Linked DNA regions of Mus musculus: region 1 is linked to region 2. The links are chromatin contacts, found by Hi-C or POLR2A ChIA-PET in ENCODE. All regions are on one chromosome and are shown on one strand. Each heading gives the region's core, a stretch centred on a gene start or an enhancer-like site at or near the end of the contact. The rest is flanking DNA. Distances are from core to core; before and after follow the strand shown.

The links. A loop is a pair of places that touch in the nucleus more often than their neighbours do. ChIA-PET counts read pairs that join two places held with the same protein, here RNA polymerase II (POLR2A).
Region 1: a loop to region 2 is called in a map of left cerebral cortex, with 1.8 times the contacts of the local background. The contact joins the promoter of 4930586N03Rik here to the promoter of Zfp322a in region 2. A Hi-C loop is called at or near these places in 5 of 37 maps with a recorded cell type or tissue (CH12.LX, T-helper 1 cell, T-helper 17 cell and 1 more). POLR2A ChIA-PET finds 5 or more read pairs at or near these places in 2 of 5 experiments (both embryonic stem cell).

Annotation. Positions count from the first base shown.
Region 1 is chr13:23,311,490-23,315,564 of GRCm38, forward strand. It overlaps 4930586N03Rik (RIKEN cDNA 4930586N03 gene), which reads left to right and starts at 2,036. Exons shown (of 4, transcript NR_131052.1): 1 at 2,036-2,536; 2 at 2,690-2,826. 4930557F10Rik (RIKEN cDNA 4930557F10 gene) reads right to left here and starts at 1,918. Exons shown (of 2, transcript NR_126444.1): 1 at 1,500-1,918.
Region 2 is chr13:23,367,024-23,370,808 of GRCm38, forward strand. It overlaps Zfp322a (zinc finger protein 322A), which reads right to left and starts at 2,185. Exons shown (of 5, transcript NM_001111107.2): 1 at 2,112-2,185; 2 at 1,097-1,182. All of the region lies in intron 3 of 4930586N03Rik (RIKEN cDNA 4930586N03 gene), which reads left to right.

The sequences.
Region 1 (4,075 bases), core at 786-3,285, 56 kb before region 2:
TCTGAAGCTACACTCTCCCAGGTTTTAAGTTACCTGGGGAAAGCTGCAGACCTCAGCACTGTTCTAAGACTGGACTTGAGGGTAAGAATGTAAGCATCATTCTTGATGCTGTTCCGTATACGAAATGGGTGCCTCCTTCATTAAATGCCCCTGAGAAGTAAACTGGTTTTTGTTGTACAGCAAATTTACATAGTTCTGTTTGGGGTTTGTAGCAGATTAAAAGCAAATCACATATGGCCCGTACTGGCAGGGATCATATCCCGAGACCTTGGCATTATTAGCACCACCCTCTAACCAACTGAACTTACCGACCAACTGAAGGACAGCTTTCTATCTAGCCCTATAGATATACAACATGTACTTGTCAGTTGATTTTTTTTTCCCAAAAAGATTTTGCTGAAGGGACCCTGTTATAGCTGTCTCGTATGAGGCTATGCCAGTGCCTGGCAAATACAGAAGTGGATGCTCACAGTCATCTATAAGATGGAACACAGGGCCTCCAATAAAGAAGCTAGAGAAAGCACCCAAGGAGCTGAAGGGGTCTGCAACCCTATAGGTGGAACAACAATATGAACTAACCAGTACCCACAGAGCTTGTATCTCTAGCTGCATATGTAGCAGAAGATGGCCTAGTCGGCCATCAATGGGAAGAGAGGCCCCTTGGTATTGCAAACTTTATATGCCCCAGTACAAAGGAATGCCAGGGCCAAGAAGCAGGAGTAGGTGGATAGGGGAGCAGGGCGGAGGGAGGGTATAGGGAACTTTCAGGATAGCATTTGAAATGATATAAAGAAAATATCTAATAAATAAATAAATAAATAAATAAGAATGCTCATTTTGGGCTGGAGAGATGGCTCAGTTTTTAAGAGCACCAACTGCTCTTCCAGAGGCCCTGAGTTCAGTTCCCAGCAACCACATCATCTCAACCATCTGTAATGGAATCTGACGCCCTTTTCGGGTGTGTCTGAAGACAGCTACAATGTACTCATATATGTAAAATAAATACATAAATCTTTTTTTAAAAGAATTTTCATTTTTCTTGCCTTTCTTTACTTCTATTTTCAAGATTTCTTGAAGCTGGAAAATTTTATGAACCACGCGTTGTTCTAACTAGAAAGTTTCTCTGAGCAGAAAGAAAATTCTGTAAGAGAGTAACAAATATCTCGTTGCAATGATTCCTGACCAGTTTGTGGAACCCAGAGATACTGGTCACAGCACAGTCTACTGGCTCAGTAGTCATAGAGACAAGACGCTCTCTAGCCACGACGGAGTTCGCCTGTTGCACAGTTCTCCTCGTTGCCTCTAAGTGACAATTTGATAACCTTTCCTATTTTTACTGAATTTCGGAATCCTCCCGCCAAAAACATTTGGGTAACACAGTGGGGTTGTCCAACGCTCATTCCGTCCTCCTTTAATGAAGTAGCGAAGGAATAAAAAACTTGAGATTCTGAAATGAGTATTTTCAGGTCACCCAAGAAATACTTACGTCTGGCACTTACGGTCTGAGCATCTCCAGAGCCTCGGCGACAAAAGGGACAAACCCAAGGCGATTCGCACGGAGTCGGACGGAGCCAGCGCTGACCACTGCAGGACCCGATGCCTGGATTTCCCTTCTACCAGGATAGAATGAGCCAGCTTGAAGTCTCCTCATCCTGACGTCTAAGGCAGCCCCTCGTCGCTGAGACAAGGAACTTTGGTGACAACCAAATCTGTGACTCCGAAGTCGCCCTCAACTTCCGAGTCTGTAACTGAGACCAACGCAGAGCATCTGCCTCCACCTCCCAGTCGTTTGTTCTTTGGTGAAAAGACGCTGTTCTGCCGTTCTTTGATGAAAAGACACCGTTGGTCCTGTTCTCCAGGGACCCTCTGAGCTCCAGTCCCCTAACGGGTGGTCTTGCTGTGGTGACAACCACCAAGTAGACCGAACAAAGGAGGATTCGAAAAAGGCGCGACGCGTGAAACGTCACGCACAGCTCCTAGAAACGTCACAAGCCACCGCACCACACTAAACTCAAAACTGCTTTTACAGCCAAGCTGTCTCCGACAGCCGGTCCACAAGCTCTGCCGGGTCATTTCACACTGTCAGGGATATTGATTCAGTAACCGTCCAAGGTTAGAAAACCCGTGAGCGCGCAGCTGAAGAGGACCTTACAAAACCTTCTCTGAAGTTAACCTCGGAAATCCTCGTCCTATATGCCCCATGAATTGCGTCTCCGACTGGATTATCCAAACTAGTGAGCCTCTGCCGAGTGTGCACAGCGGACTTGGGCACAGCGAGCTTGATTATATTTCAGCAGGGTAGTTAACTCTTTGGGTGATATGGGGAAATGGAAATCTCATTCACTGACCTAGAATGAGAGGGAAGAGATGAGTGCCGGCATCCTGCTCTTTATGTCCTTCCGGAACTCTCCAATCTGTGTCGTGGAGTATTCACCACAGAAGACTTCTTGGATATGAATTTCAGCCAAGTCTTCATTAGCCGGCAGTGACCACGCTGAATTTCAGGATCCAAATGTAGCACCGAACCTTTCACATGGTGAGCCTTTAAGCACAAAAACCATGCCATGGGTTGACGTACTTCAGTTAACACAAACAGCCAGAAGCAGAACTACAAAAGCCAAGGGCAAAGTTTTAGAGCCTTTTCCAGAAGTATGGACTTTGATTGACTAGGTCTTTGTTTTTGTTTTAGCAGGCAGTGCTGTCTACATGTTGAGTTTTTGTCCTGAATGGTACTTCCACCATGGAGTCTGTTGTGCTAAGGACTGGGGGCCTACTAAGGTCTGGACTCCTGTTATAGCCCTAGACTTCCATGGGCATTGTCCTCTGGTAAGTATCTTCAAGTAGGGTATATTTGCTGGTTAAAAAAGCAAATAAAAGTCATACATACATACATACATACATACATACATACATACATATCTTTTATATTAAAATATAAATAAAAGCTGGGTGGAGGTGGTACATGCTGTTAATCCCAGCACTTGGTAGGAAGAAGCAAGCAAATTTCTGTGAGTTTGAGGTCAGCCTGGTCTACAGAGGGGACTTCAGGACAGCCAGGGCTATAAAAAGAAACCCTGTCTCAAAAAAAAAAAATTAAAATAAACAGTTTATATATACACATGTGTACATGTCTGCTCCTGTGTAAAGACCAGGGAACAACATGTCCTTCTTAAGCCACCATTGGGTGTTTTGATTTTTGTTTGGGGACAGTATTCCTTTGGCCTGTAACATGCTGACTAGGCTAGACTAGTCCAAGGAACCCCAGGCACCGTCCTGGCTCTGCCTGTCTACAGTCAGGACTACAAACACAGCCCACCACACCAGCTCTTCTTTTTTCCTTCTGTTTAAATTTTAAAGATCAAACTTGGATCTAAAGAATGGCTTGCATTTTCCTAAGTGAGAGTTTATCTGATGAGCAGAGTTACAAGTCTGGCTCTCTTACCCACCCTCTTCCCAGATGATTTCCTGCTCGTCTTCCTTCTGAATACCTGACCCACACTCAGGCAATCTGAAAGAATACTTTTCCTAAGCTCCCTGAGCAGAGTTTGTGAATATAAATAAAACAAAGGTTGTCACAGGCATACTTCATCAATGGCACCTCTTGACTCAATTTCCAAGCTATTTTCCACCTTATATTCACAGGCTGAAGTCTGGCTTTCTGACAAAATACTAATTTTTTTTTTTTTTTTTTTACTGAGTCCCTAAAGAATTCTAAACCTAAGTATGCAAGTGTCATTTAGAAAATTACTATCTTTTGGATACACATATTCACACACACACAAATTTTGTTTGCTTTTTTGACATATTTTATATATCTATATTATATAAGCAATATATTTTAATATCTGTATATATTATTTTGCTCATTTAAATTTCTGTAGATGCTATGTGTACTTGAGAACATGTGAGTGCAAATGCCTAAGGTGGCCAGAAGAAGATATTGGATTGCCCTGACTAGGTGCTGGGAACCAAACTCCGTTCCTTTGCAAGTGTGTGCTCTCAACCACCTCTACAATGTGGTTTTAAATTATAACATCTGTCTCTGTTCAAAGAAACTGTGTGAGACTCTGGGTTA
Region 2 (3,785 bases), core at 935-3,434:
AAATATGTTGTTTTTCTACTTTAGGTAGAAAATCCTCTACTTTAGGTAGAGGAACCACTGTTCCTCAATGTAGCTTTCTCCATTATCCGATTTAAGTAGCCTGAAACTTACTACCTAAAAAAGCAACACACCTTCATGGCCCTTCACACCACCTTACAGCATCACTATCCAACATTAAGAGATGTACTTTATGTACGTTCCCTTGTCTGTCTCTCCTACTAGAGCATAACATCTACTATGGTTAGGGTTTTGTCTTTTGGTTACTGCAATATCTGTAACATTTAGAATGCATCTGTTAAACAATTAAAAAAACAACAAGTAGCCAAGTCTCAGACTGAAAAAGGAGTATCATTATCCTTGGGTCTCCAATGTGCATCTGGCAAACACAAACCCATCCTCCAAATCCTTACTCCAGGCTACTGTCTCTAACATGCTTCCTTTACCCCTCCTAGGAAGGGAGGACTTCTGGTTTTTGTTTTGTTTTGTTTTTTTCACGAGCAACACCAGACTCCATTTCATAAGCGAAGAGCAGACAAAAGTTCAAATAGACAGGCTAAGCAACAAAACTTCAGAGCTCAAGATTCTTTTCGGTTAAAGGATATATGGGATGATCAAACAGTAAGTATTTAACGTATTGTCTTAAAAACCATACTTGCTGTACAGCCTCAGACCAGGGGTTGCCTCAATTTTCATTGATTACATGGATTATGGACATTTAATCCTCCCAAGAACACTGTAAAATCAAATATTACCACCATCTTACTGATAGAAAACCTGTTGCTATGACAGTTACCTAATTACACAAGAACTCACAGGCAGTTAAGTAACAGAGCCAGGTTTAAATATCCATCCTAGAGCCTGTCTGAGCATTGGGCACACTGCCTTCTTTGTATGGTAAATCAAAAGAAGGACAATTGTTGCAAATCTGCTGTGTATGCCTGTTAGAAAAATAGGTGTACTGAAAGGTTATCAAAGGGCCACTATGTTAGTCACCAGAAAGACCCTTTTCCTTTTCCCAAGTATGTTTTACCTTCTTTCTTGTCCCATCCCTACTCCAAAATTCACATTTATATAGAAACAGATGTATGCCACTTACCTTAACAAGAACCCAACGATTTATTTTTTTCAGATCCACAAGGTCTCTAATCCAGAAGTACTCATAATATTTAATTCTTCCCTCTCCTAGAGGAAAAAAGCAGCAATGTTGAATGAGCATGACTGCAAAGCTTACATTTTTCCTTTTAACAGTAGGCCATTTAAATAATGTCCCATGCACTCTCCAATCCTGACATCATCCTTCAGCAAAATTTTGCTCATTCTAATGTTTCCGTTCCTCCTTCAAGAAGCCGTTTCTTTCTGACCTGCTCTACACAAAATAACAAGAATTCTTCTAGCTGAGAGATTTTTAAGTTCAGAACAAAGCCCTGGGCCTTGTTTTTCTTGCTGTTAAGACGGGGAGAGTCTCACGTAGCTTAGGCTAGCTTCAAAATCGCTAGGCAGCTTAAACTGGCTTTTAATTCCCTATCCTCCTACCTCTACCTCAAACGCTCAGGTGACTGATAGGCGCATTATTATTTCAACTTCTGAGATCAAGGATTCATTCCTCGTGCACTAAAACCTGTAGGAATACGATTCATGAATGCAATGTTACACAGGACCAAGGCTGCTAAAAATAAATGACTATGGAATGCTTTGAGCAAACAGATTCTGCAGATTCCGGGGAACTCAACTAATCTCCGCCCTTAAGGCTGGGGGAGGGTCCCCCCAGTGCCCATGGTTGTCTAGACATTCAGGAAGGCTCCAGACTGCATTCGAGCCTGGCTCCATTACTACCTCCAGGACAGTCTCACAGGTTTCTCCTCCCAACTTTTCGTTGACAGCGACAAGAAGGGCGCCGCGCCTGGCCCGGACCCCTCTCACGGCCAAGGACCTCGAGGACCCGCTGAACGCTTACTCCGCCGCCCAGGGCGGCACTTCCGGTGACTGGACCCTCAAGCCGGAGCTTCCGGGGCCGAGCACTCGGCGATGGCCGATTCGGTCCCACGGTCTCCTAGGGAAGGAGAGTGGGCCGAGATGCTGAGAGGTCGGCAAGCCAACCGCCGGATACCAACCTGGAGAAGCGGTCCCCGCACACCACAAGGCCAAGACAAACCGCTCTCACCAGCAAGGACAGGGAGGCGTAGCCACGCCCCGAGGCACGTAACTACCCCTCATAGGGCTGCACCGGGATTCCGGGCCAATAAGCACCGGACCTCCCGAAATGGGCGGAACCTGAGCGCGCCTGCGCCCTGGCTCTTTCGCGTCCGACAACTACCTTTTCAGCTCCTGGAATTTGGGACTGCAGCAGCTCCGGTACCCACTGAATTGAAACCGTGCCCTGCGCCCGGTACTGCGGCTCTGAACTTCTGTTTTCTTTCTCCACGGCTGTTCAAATCAAGAGTTAGGAGTAGTGTCTCAAGGATAGATGCAGCGGACTCGGTTTTAAATACCTTGAAAAGCCGGAGAAGTGGAGAATTACAAAGGCTCTTTGGTGCTGTCACTCATGCCAGCAAACTATGAGAAGCTTTGAATAGGCAGCGGCGGCGTGGCCTTATTGCTGGAGAAAGCTGCGGGGAAACCGTGTTGAAAGGATTTCTGTCCTTTCTGATTGCGATTCTAGGCTGAAGACAGATTCAGAAAAAAAAACAAAAAACAAAAAAGAACAGTCAATATTTTCCCTACTTGAAAAAAAAAATGTATGTAGGCTGGCGAGATGGCTTCTGTCGAGAGTGAGGAGCAAAGAGTGCTTCTTGCTAAATAAAACCTCGCGACCTGAATTTGATCTCTGAGACCAATGTCAAAAGCGGAAAGAGAGAACTAACCGTAAAAGTTGTCTTCTGACAGGCATACACAATAATAAGTATATAATACACACACACACACACACACACACACACACACACATATATATATACTATACACATACACACATGTATATAACAAAAACCCTCACATGGGAAGTGAGTACTAGAATTCTCTGGTCTGGAGAAGAACTTGGATTGGCTGTTAAATTCTAGAGTTAGGGTCTGAGGATGGCAATTATGTATTCTGAATTCACTAATTCCTGTTTTCAGAATTTGCAGAATTTCTGCAGCTTATTTTAAATTAAAATTTTAAGACAAAAAATCCCACCAGTGTCATTCAAATATTTAAGTTTTTTTTCTTAGACTTATTTTCTATGTATGGGTGTTTTATCAGCATATATGTGCACGTGGTGTGTGCGCGCGCACTCTAGGAGGATGTCAGATCCCCTGGAACTGGAATAATGCATGGTTTATGAGCTACCATGTGAGTGCTGGCTGGAAAATGAACCAGGGTCATCAGCAAGAGCAAGTGGTCTTAAATGCTGAGCCATCTCTCTAGCCCTAATTTTAATATTTAAATAACTTTTTATTAACTGTTTTTAGTGTAAGATGTACCAAACACAATTCGAATCACACTATAGAATGAGCTGTGTATGGCTATATTAGGAAGAAATGTACACATGTTATTGCAGGAGAGTATGTGTTTATGCCATCCCCTTCAGCTATAAGAGTGTTGAGACAATGGACTCAAAGGATTGGAATTGTGATAGGAGTCTTCTGCTGAGAACAAGGAAAGGACTAGGGCCTTGGCCAGTGGGAGAGTTAGGGCAGGATTTCACACAGTCCTGACTGTGATGAGTGGGGCTACTTATGATTGTAGCTACCAGGACTCCTTACTTATGCACATCTCATGACCTTTAAAATATTCTGAACGTCGTGTTA